2 separate regions of the Homo sapiens genome follow, and region 1 is linked to region 2. Evidence: chromatin contacts called from ENCODE Hi-C data. All regions are on one chromosome and are shown on one strand. The core of a region is the stretch at or near the end of the contact, and the rest is flanking DNA. Distances in the headings are between cores, read along the strand shown. Region 1 holds the start of FNIP1 (folliculin interacting protein 1). Region 2 holds the start of AFF4 (ALF transcription elongation factor 4).

What was found. Hi-C counts contacts between places; a loop is a spot of excess contacts on that map. Pooled maps may share reads with other maps.
Region 1: a loop to region 2 is called in a map of CD8-positive, alpha-beta T cell, with 9 times the contacts of the local background. The contact joins the promoter of FNIP1 here to the promoter of AFF4 in region 2. A Hi-C loop is called at or near these places in 3 of 168 maps with a recorded cell type or tissue (CD8-positive, alpha-beta T cell, Right ventricle myocardium inferior and naive thymus-derived CD4-positive, alpha-beta T cell) and 17 of 50 pooled maps.

Annotation. Positions count from the first base shown.
Region 1 is chr5:131,794,558-131,800,154 of GRCh38, reverse strand. FNIP1 (folliculin interacting protein 1) reads left to right here and starts at 3,138. Exons shown (of 18, transcript NM_133372.3): 1 at 3,138-3,325. The coding sequence starts at 3,234. RefSeq lists silencers at 2,935-3,194, 3,245-3,524.
Region 2 is chr5:132,960,402-132,965,996 of GRCh38, reverse strand. AFF4 (ALF transcription elongation factor 4) reads left to right here and starts at 2,363. Exons shown (of 21, transcript NM_014423.4): 1 at 2,363-2,738. It overlaps AFF4-DT (AFF4 divergent transcript), which reads right to left and starts at 2,185. Exons shown (of 2, transcript NR_186175.1): 1 at 1,863-2,185; 2 at 1,307-1,756. RefSeq lists a silencer at 2,069-2,908 and an enhancer at 4,835-5,336.

The sequences.
Region 1 (5,597 bases), core at 1,889-4,388, 1.2 Mb after region 2:
TAAAATTGAAATATTTAAATTTTAATCTGAATAATTATGTATAGTTTTGTCCTCTTTTATTACAAACTTGTATCATTTCAGCGCTCTCTGATTCTGTGACTTTAGTATTACACTGCAATGTAGGAGAAATGTGATCAATAATAGGAAGTAAATCTAGTTTTTCTCTGTACCTTTCAAGACTAAATGAGACTACAGAAATAAAGCTATTACATGATTAGAGAATACTGAAAGTGTCTCTTATGCAAGCAGTTATATTCTTTTCCCTTACTATTAATATCTATAATTACCCATGAAGTAATTTTTTCCCAAGACGAAAGCACACAAGGTTATTGTATTTGGAAAGTTCCTTCTGAGGGGACCTGGAACTACTCTTTTCTGTGCCAGTCATGGACAGCCATTAGTCCTTAGTGTCTTTGGTCCCGTATAGACAGACTTTGGCCTGTTTCCACTTGTACTCATTTAGTGTAACTTAACTAGTGTAAAAACAAAACTTCCCAAATGATTGCCCCATTAATTGACTGATAGGATCTACACTTCTGTTTACTTTTTAAAAATTGCATTGACTTTATTTTTTTGTTTACAAAAACTTCATTTTTCATTCTACATTCAAATGTTTTGTGAGAAAAATATACACAGCTCATTTTACCCTGTTAGAAATCTTTCAGCATTTGATGCCAGAGGATTATCTGAAATGTCTAGGTGAAATAGTACTGCTGTTTTGATCCTGTATTGCCCAGTAGTTTCTGGACCTTGGGTAATACACAGAGCAACTGAATGATTTTCAACCTAAGCACCTCAAATGTTACCTCCTCAGACTTTGCTGACACCCTCATTTCATTGCTTATTTCTTACTAACTCCACAACATTAGTTACTATCTGAAATAACTTTATATACTTATTTACTGTCTCCTCACCTAGAAAGTTAGCTCTTTTGTACTTTGGATCCCCACTGCCTAGAACGTAAATGATTGTGGAAAGAATATGTTAATATCTTAATCATCAATAAATAGTGCAATAACTTTAAATACTTATTTACTGTCTCCTCACCTAGAAAGTTAGCTCTTTTTTACTTTGGATCCCCACTGCCTAGAACATAAATGATTGTGGAAAGAATATGTTACTATCTTAATCATCAATAAATAGTGCTTTAAAAAAGTCTTGGAACATTGAAACTCAGTATTTTGGTTGTTGACAAATTCTCAAAGAGATATAAATTCTGCCTATTACTTTTTCTTTTCTAAATATCTTCAGACCCTTATTTAGAGCATAAACTCTAGCTGCAAATCAGTGGGAGTTGGTAGCCACTTAAAGAAAATAAAATTTAATTTGTATACCTAATTAAATGAAATTCTCAAAAAGTATTTGTTTTTTGAGATAGGGCCCCCCTCTGTTGCCCAGGCTGAAGTACAAGTGGCACTCACTGCAGCGTTGACTTCCCACACTCAAGCTACCCTCCCACCTCAGCCACCCGAGTGGGACCACAGGTGTGCGCCGTGACCACACCTGGCTAATTTTTGTTTGTTTTTGAGACGGTGTCTCGCTCTTGTTGCCCGGGCTGGAGTGCAATGGCACAATCTCGGCTCACTGCAACCTCTGCCTCCTGGGTTCAAGCAATTCTCCTGTCCCAGCCTCCCAGGTAGTTGGGATTACAGGCATTCGCCGCCACCACGCCGGCTAATTTTTTGGAGACGGGGTTTCACCATGCTGGTCAGGCTGGTCTTGAACTCGTGACCTCAGGTGATCCACTCGCCTCGGCCTCCCAAAGTGCTGGGATAACAGGCGTGAGCCACAGCGCCCGGCCACACCTGGCTAATTAAAATTTTTTTTTTTTTTTTTTTTTTGTAGAGACAGGGTCTTACTGTTGCCCAAGCTGGTTTCGAACTACAGAGCTAAAGCGATCTGCCTGCCTCGGCCTTGCAGTGTTGCGATTACAGACGTGAGCTACCACGCCTGCCCAAAGTATTTTTATCCAGCCTTCCAACCATATACAAGTTATTTCCTAAATTTCTCTGAGGATTACATCCCATTGTACGAGCTTCCTCATCCTGGAGGGGGAGTGAGTGAATGGATGGGGTTGCTGAAAATTTATAAGATTAGTTTGATACAAACTCTGATATATTTTGGTTCCATGGGTTAAATAAGACTGTGAGGTCACATGTGAGCAATGTTTTTCTTTTTTTAGAAAGCGTTTCTTCCCTGTAACTTGACTAAAATTCCACAGTTCCTCCCGTCTTCATACCTAAACATTAAGATAGATTTATTAAAAATCTAAATAATTAGCGTAAAGGGTTAGATATCTGTACATATATGTCTTTAGGCTTCCTGACTTCGTTGGTTTCACCTGATTTTGTTGGTTAACAAGGAAACAGCCTAACTCCTGAGCCTCCAATCGCTAGCTCTTCCAAGAGACTAATTCCCGGTGTCAGGGTTCTAGGCGCTAGTACAAACTGCCCGCAGTGCCTGCTCGAGGTCGTCTTTGCGGGGAGCCATGGCTGTGGCAGGGGTCCCGGCAGTTTCCTTCACCAGTCCCTGTGAGCCAGCCCCCGCGCTGTCCAGATCCCAGACCTCTCGCGGGCCGGCGCAGCCTTCTAAGGGCGGTCCTGGGGTCCTGGGCTCAAAGTCCAGCCTTGGCCGCGGCCCCACGGGTACGCTTGTGGGCCTTCCGTGCTCCAGGAGCCGCCAGACTCTGCCCGGCGCGGAATGGAGGTGTGAAGCCGCAGAAGCTAGGGAGGGGCTGACAAGGAAGAGTCGGTTGCCCGTGGTTCCCTACGCAACTCTGTGGGTGCGGGGAGTCGAAGCCTTCTGCACTCCAAGGCTCCTGGCATCGTCCCCGCGCCACCCCGGCGTACCCTCTGATGGTCGCTGACAGCTTCACAGGGGAAGATCGAGACTGACCCTTCTCCCGCTACACATCCCTAGCCACCTTCCAGTCCTGTCCTCTCGGCTCACGCCCCGCCCCTGCCACGTGACGGGACCCGCCAGTGAGCCTATGGGAGGCAGCTCCGCCCCACGCCCCCACCTTGCCCCTTGCTCCGCGCGCCGCCACGTGATGCGGCCCCCCTCCAGCCAATGAGTGCCGGCCTTGCCTCGCGCCCCGCCCCGCGCGCCGTGGCCGTTTGAAGTGACTAATTTCTGTCATATGACTGAGGCGCCCATGGGGGTGGCGGGGCGGCTGTAGGAGCAGGGGCCTAGCAAGCGCCCAGCGGAGCGACCCCTGCCTGGCCGTGGCTAGCATGGCCCCTACGCTGTTCCAGAAGCTCTTCAGCAAGAGGACCGGGCTGGGCGCGCCCGGCCGCGACGCCCGGGACCCAGATTGCGGGTTCAGGTAGGGCGCTGTGGGGCGGGGGTCGCGGAGCCGATGGCCTTGTGGGCTCCGGGCTCCAGGGGTGTTGGGGCCTTCGGTGTTCCGACCCGAGCGGAAGCGCCGCGCCGAGAGCAGCATCTGGTCCTCGGTGGGGTGGAGCCGGCTGCGGGCTAGCGCCGAAGGGTTGGAGCGAGGTCCTACCTTTTATTTTACCCCACCCGCCTCGCCGTTGCCCCTTCCCCCTCCTCCCGTCGGTTTGTTTACGACCTGCCCCCAGCCACGCGCGACTCTGCTCCTCCGGACCTAGCACCGCGGCCTGAGACTTTGGGTCCACACGCCTTCCTGGCACCGAGTAGAGTTGGGCGCGGGCTGGATTGGACCTCAGCCGCCGTACTCCGGGCCGCGAAGTTCTCCCCTCCTCCCCGTGACCAGTTGTCCTCCGGGCGCTGCGTTCCAGCTCCGTTGGCGTTGTGGAGAGAGCGGCACGTTTGGCCAAGCTTCTGAGTTGAGAGAAGGCTGGAGGAGCGAGTAGGCAACGTGCCGTTCTTTCAGGTTTCTTGGACGCTAAAATTGGAGGTGTGCAGTAACCGGACCGAGCGACCTTAATGTTATCGAAGGAGAAATGTGAAACTTGAGTTTAGGGTTACTGCCGAAGGAAGACCAAATTGAATGAAATCTGGCCTTGGAATTGGCTGTAGATTCTTCCTCCTCGAATTGTTACTGAAAAGGAGTCTTAAAAATTGAAAATGTTAGTAGAGCATTTTGTAGTGTTACAGGCTTTGTTAATTTTTCATTGTAGTACCTGTTGCTGGCAGAGTAACTTTTCAGAATTGTAAGATTTGATATAAACCTGAATTCAAGGTAAAATTTAGTCGTTAAACTGCACCTGAGGAGATTATGTCCAAACAGCCTTTATACGTATTGCAGTGTGGAAACTTGCAAATATAACTAGGCTAAATGTCAAATGCCACACGTTTTAAACTTGGTAGGATAGCAAAGAGCCCAGTTGTACAACAATAGTAGAAACAAAAAAATAAAATAAAAATAAAAAAAGAGAATCTGTCAAATTTTGGAACAGGCGAAGTTGCCACACTGGTTTAAGAAATTTTGCTATTCTTAAAATTATTCACTCTCTCTTGCTAATGCAGGTCTCATCAGGAAAAATTCAGTAAATGCATATGGAATTGAAGAGGTTTTTCTACGTATCTGTCTTTTCCCCTGAAAAATAAATGTGTCATGCTCATCTGTCTCTCTTTAAACATTTCTTTAGTGTTTTTCCTTTGAAAAATGAAAGTGCAGGTTAGATAATACTACATTGAGCCATCTAGTAACTCAAGCGACAATAGGAAACAGGTTCCGATAGGATATTTAAAAGGTGGCATTTGAATAGACAACTGCTTTCTATTTCTGGACAAAGATTGACTTTGGGTACGTAGGTTTACAAGGCTCTCAAGTCACTCATATGAAAAAACATTTTCACGTCTGGTTTTCAAAAATGTAAAGTCTACTACATAGTTGCGTAATACTATTTTACAGTTACCAAAGAACTTTCTCATCAGTTATCTTATTTGATGTTTCACAGCAATCTTACGAGATAGAGCAAGTAGCAGTGCAGATAACTATATACTTTTGCCAGTGGAAGTAAGAATTATCTGTAAGCCCAATAACTGCAGTACATTATGGAATCTCTCACTTTAAAAATAAAACTTGTGCATGTGAGAAATGAAAACTGATGAAACAGAATAGGCATATCTGAAGGAAAAAAAACCATTCTGGTTAATGTCACATAGCTAATAACTTACAGATCTAATCAACCCAGGGTTTTTTAAAAACTATTTCATTGAGCTATAATTTATACACAATAAAGTATAAATACATTTTAAGCATACATCGTATACAGTTGTGTACCCACCACCCCCATGAAGTTTTAGAACACTTCCATCACCCAAAAAGTTCCCTCATGCTCTGTTGTAGCCTAACTCCTCCTCACCCGTGGCAGTCACTGATACTTTCTGTCATAGTCTTGTGTCTGTCTTGTTTGTTGCATTTATTAGTTCCTTTTTTTCTCACTCTGTCAACAGGCTGTAGTACAGTGGCGTGACCACGCTTAATACACTGTCAACCTCCTGGGCTCAAGGGATCCTCTCACCTTGGCCTCCCAAAGTTCTGGGCTTACAGGGATGAGCCACCACACCCAGCCAGTTCCTTCAATTTTATCACTGAATGGTATTCCATTGTATGGCTATACCATGATTTGTTTATTCAGCCACTAGTTGGAGGACATATTTTTTCC
Region 2 (5,595 bases), core at 1,114-3,613:
CATCTCTACTAAAAATACAAAAAAATTAGCCGGGCGTAGTGGCGGGCACTTGTAGTCCCAGCTACTGGGGAGGCTGAGGCAGGAGAATGGCGTGAACCTGGGAGGCAGAGCTTGCAGTGAGCCGAGATGGCGCCACTGCACTCCAGCCTGGGCGACAGAGCGAGACTCTGTCTCAAAAAAAAAAAATTATTACGGTGTAAAGTGACAAATATTCTTTTCTTTTGCCACTCTCCATCCCCTCAACCCTCCAACCTATACAGCCTTGTAAATCTTCTTAAGCAGAATTTGAAAGCAAGTAAATGAAATAGGCACAATTTCTGTGTAGGATAATTTGGTAATATCTATCAAAATTAAAAATCCTTTTGATCTAAAGATTCCAGGCTAAGGATTTATCATACAGGTATAATTTGCTCATTATATGGAGTTGTTTTTCGTTTTTAATTATTTTAACTTTTTTGAGACAGGGTCTTGCTCTGTCACTGAGACTGGAGTGCAGTGGTGCGATTAGGGCTCATTGCAGCCTTCATCTCCTGGGTACAAACGATTCTCCCACCTCAGCCTCTCTAGTAGTTAGGACCACAAGCCTGTGCCACCACAAACGGCTAATTTTTTATTTTTTGTAGAGATGGGGTCTCACTATGTTGCCCTGTCTTGTATGAGGTTATTCATTGCAGCTTAGCATGTAATAGTAATGGCTTGGCAACAAGCGGAATATCCACCTGTAGGGGATTGGTTAAATAAATTAGGATGTTTGCATAAGTGGAATATTATTCTGCCTCTAGGAAGAAAAAGGTAGTTCATTATATACTGATATGGCAGGATGTCCAAGACATTTTTTTCTTTTTTCTTTTTTTGAGACAGGGTCTCACTCTCATCCAGGCTGGATGGCAAGCTCCCGGCTCACTGCAGCACCGACCTCCTAGGCTCAAGTGATCCTCCCACCTCAGTCTCCAGAGTAGGTGGGACTATACGCATGCACCACCACGCCCGGCTAATTTTTGTATTTTTCATAGGGATGGGGTTTTGCCATGTTGCCGGGGTTGGTCTCAAACTCCTGGTCTCAAGCGATCAGCCCCCCTCGGCCTCCTAAAGTGTTGGGATCATAGGCCTGAGCCACTGTGCCCAGCCTATCCAAGATATTTGAAGTGAGAAAAAAAGGACTGAACAGCGTATATAGTGTGTTACCTTTTGTGTAAAAAGAAGTATCCCTATATTTTAATGTATTACTTACAAATATGTAGGGAAAGATACATTATTAAATGCTAAGTGATTGCCTTCCAGGACTGAAACAGCTAACAGACAGAGATGGGAGAATCAATTATTTTTTATTCTGTCATGTTTTGAGTTTTCTATTAAGACATTTCCTAATTTATATAGCTCTATAGAGAAAATGCATATAAAGAGTGAAGCTTAAAAGAAATAGTAGATGTTTAGAGGTGAAAGAAGTGTTCAGAATGATATGCTGAAGAAAAACATTAGTGGGCCGGGTGCGGTGGCTCACGCCTGTAATCCCAACACTTTGGGAGGCCCAGGCGGGTGGATTGGTTGAGGTCAGGAGTTCGAGACCAGCCTGGCCAACATGGTGAAACCGTGTCTCTATTAAAAATACAAAAATTAGCCGTAGGTGGTGGCTCCCCCCTTTAATCCCAGCTACTCCGGAGGCTGAGGTACTAGAATCGCTTGAACTCGGGAGGCGGAGGTTGCAGTGAGCCGAGATCCCGCCATTGTACTCCAGCCTGGGCGACAACAGCGAGATCTATCTCAATAAATAAATGAAAAGGAAAACATTAGTGGCAGAAGATGTTTAAATGACGAAGAAAGAGGGACGGTTTGGCTTCTTAGGGTAAGTTTACTGGAAATACCGAACAGCCTCCTGCGTCCTTTGCCTTTTTGCTGGACCTCTTGAGGACTCGAGGCTTCGACACCTGGAAGCAAGTCTAGGAAGCTCCGGGTTGGGCCGGATCCCCACCAGAGGCGAGGGGCGGAAGGCCTGGGTTTGTCACCTGAGCCCCAGAACCGGCATATCCGGTTCGGCCCGGCCCCGCCCTTCGGAACCTCACTAGCGGGCTACGCGCAGGAGGGCGTGAGCTCCCGGATGTGCAGGCCCTGTACTGCCGTGGCAGCCCTGCCGGACGCGGCCGCAGTGCCCAGAGGCTCAGGCCTATACCGCTCGGGCGGGTCCTTTGCCTGGCCCGGGTCATCAGACCCCACAGCCGGGAACGTCACCACCCCGGGCGTCGCCTCCCGGCCCAGCCGGCCCACAGACCCCCGCCCCCTACTCCCCCAGCGGGGAGGGGCGCAGAGGCATCACGTGACGCCCCGCACCCGCCCGGTCTTGGTCACATGGTGGCACGGCCGCTGCGTCAGTCACAGCCCTGGCTGCAGGAGTCCAGCTGCCGTCGCCGCCGCCAGCGGACGGGGCGGGGATCCTGGTGCCAGGTCTTCGTTAACCCGCCCCCGCCGCCTCAGTCAGCTGTCCCAGCCCGGGCCCGACCGTCATGGAGCGGTGCGGGGCCTACGCCTGTTCCGTGTGAGGCGCATCGCTGCCGCCGCCGCCGACGCCGCCTTCGTTTGTCGAGGCCTCCGGAACCCCCGCCGCCTCCCGGAGCCCCTCGCCCTTGGCAGCCTGTCACCGCCCCCTGGGCGGGCTCGAATGCGCGTCCGGTGAAGGTGCAGGCCCGGCGCCGCCACTGCCGCAGCCAGGAGATGGTTCGGGCCTAGCGGAGCCGGGACTGGAGGTAAGAAGGGCCGACAGACTGACCCAGGGCCGGGCCGGGCCGCGGGGGTTGTGGCCGGGGCCGGGTGGGGGTGGGGGCCCGCAAGTTCTGCGGGGAGCCTCGGGGAGACCCTCCGGGCTGGGGCTGCTCAATCAGGCGTCACCCCTCCTCTCATCTGCGCGTCCCACCCCACCACCTTCCCGCAAAGATAAGAAAATAAAAAAAGCTAACCCAATCCTAACAAAAATTCCCAGAAATCCATCCGTTTAGTGTTTCTCCTTTCCTCTTTCTTTCCTCAGACGTTCCATCGGCTGATTTGTTACTTTTTCATATCCTCCTCAATTTCAAATTATGTCTAATTAAAGAGAAAATAGGCCCAGATTCTGGCTAACATTACCCAGCTAGTTCTCGCTTTCCTTCTCGCGATCCTGCGCACCTCTCCCACACCCCCACCCCCGCAAAAAAAAAAAAAAAAGAAGGAAAAATTTCCGCCTTCGACTTGCGAAGGGGATTGACTAAAAATGGGAACGTGGGGGTATAATACTCGAATACCCTCCCCTACAACTTCTGAATCGGTCTGTTACCTAGTTATCCCAGTAGCTTGTGCGTGGATATTGATGTTTAGGCCTTTCCTCCAGCTGCCTGTGCTTGGGGTTAATCTCGTAATTGACGTCAGTGCTTTGTTCCTTCTACTTTGCTGTTCCTTCCACTCTTTGAGGATGGATCATGGAGTACAGGAGTTTTGGGAGTAACCTTATTGCCTTTTCGTTTACAAACAGTATTATTTTCAGGAAGTGGAAGTACGAATCTGAAATGTTTGTATATGGAGTTCAAGGCGAAGAGTTCGATTTAGGGTTCTCGTAGTTTTGTCAGTTGTAATTCAGAATTATGCGGTTTCTTCCCTGCTGGCCACATGGAAATTTTATACTAAGGCCAGTCACTTTTCCATTGACCAGTGTTTTTCTTGATGGAATCTAAGCTATAGGTGTCTGTGAATAGACTGTAAATGTAACATAAAATGTGTGCTGTTTTTCGGGCTCAGATATGAAAAGCGCAAAGCTTCGTTTCTGTATTGATTCTGCACTTCATAAAGTGCTTTTTAAAACTTAACTGGTCTTTAACTTATCAAAATTGAAATATTTATGAGAACTTTCTTAATTTGGGATTTGATAAAGAGCCTTTGTGGTCTGTGAGTCTGCCTAGAATCATCTTTGGTCATACGTGCATAAAGAAGTGTTGGCAAGTGGCCACTTGGTTTTCAACAAAGCTGGCTTCTTTAAATTTCTCAGATTCGTTTTCCTTATTATCACTGCATCTTTCAGCTCCTAAATATAAGAAAAATTCCCAGTAAGTTATTTTAAGTTATCTTTCAGAGTTAACTTACTAAAAACCTGGAAGCAGTCAAATTTTTCTTTTTTTATTACCAGCAGTTTCATTCAATTTGCGGTGGTTTGCAGGCTGGTACTTTGATTTTTGTTAACTCTCTAGAAACAGTAGGCAAATTTTACTTTAAATAAAATTTTGCTTCAAGTGGGGACAAGATGGGGTGTCTGAAAAAAGAGCCCAGCTGTGTTAATTGGAACATGATCTACAGTTTGGGAGTGTAAGGTGAAGCTGTGTAATTAAGAATTCTTAAAGATTGAATATTTTTGTTCTGAGTCACTTTCTACTTGTCAGATTCTCACATTCAGGTTGATACATTCTCTTCTGTGTACTCTTGAGTTATTGTACCCTTTTTGTAGCAATATATTCTGCAGCCGGGCCTGGTGGTTCACGCCTGTAATCCTAGCACTTTAGCACTTTGAGAGGCCGAGGTGGGCGGATCACCTGAGGTCAGGAGTTCTAGACCATCCTGGCCAACATAATGAAACCCCGTCTCTACTAAAAATACAAGAATTAGCCAGGTGTGGTGGTGCACACCTGTAGTTCTAGCTACTTGAGAGGCTGAGGCATGAGAACCAAATTAGCCAGACATGGTGGTACATGCCTGTAGTCCCAGCTACTCCAGAGGCTGAGGCACGAGAATCGCTTGAGAATCGCTTGAACTGGGAGGCGAAGGTTGCAGTAAGCCGAGATCACACCACTGGAATGCAGTGGCTCCATCTCTGCTCACTGCAACCTCTGCCTCCTGGGTTCAAGCGATTCTCCTGCCTCAGCCTCCTGAGTAGTTGGGATTGCAGGTACACACTACCATTCCCAGTTAATGTTTTTTGTATTTTTAGTAGAGACGGGGTTTCAGCAGGTTGGTCAGACTGGTCTCGAACTCCTGACCTCGTGATCCACACGCCTCGGCCTCCCCAAAGTGTTGGGATTACAGGCATGAGCACTGCGCCCGGCCAACCTAGGCGATGTCTCAAACAAGCAGAAGCCTACTATATGTTTTGCACTGTAATTTTCTTTTTTTCCCTGTCTCTTGCAGATATTGAGGGATGCATAATAATTTTCTTACAGATCTGTTACAGGGTCTTTGAGGAAGTACTATATTTATTCCTCTTTTTATCTTCCTCAGTATTTTACACAATTACTAGATTGAATTTGAATGTGATAATATTTTGAACTTGAAATTGTTGTTCTATCAACTTATCTAAGATTTCACAAAAAGGTAATGTAAAGAAAGCTGTATGAGCAAAGGATCAGTATTTGAAAGGGAAAAACCTGTCAGTTTCAGAAGATGAGACAGAAGATGAAGCTTTCTAAAAGTTATATATTTTGCCTTTTTTGAGAAGGTAAGGTAAATGCCGTAGTTTTATGTGTACCTGAGAGGAACAAATAAAACAGGTATTTCTTCCTTTGTGGCCATCCACTGGTTTAGAATGGAGTTCAAAATCTATGAGGACTTTTCTTTGTGGTATTTTTAATAAAATCAAAGAGGTATTCT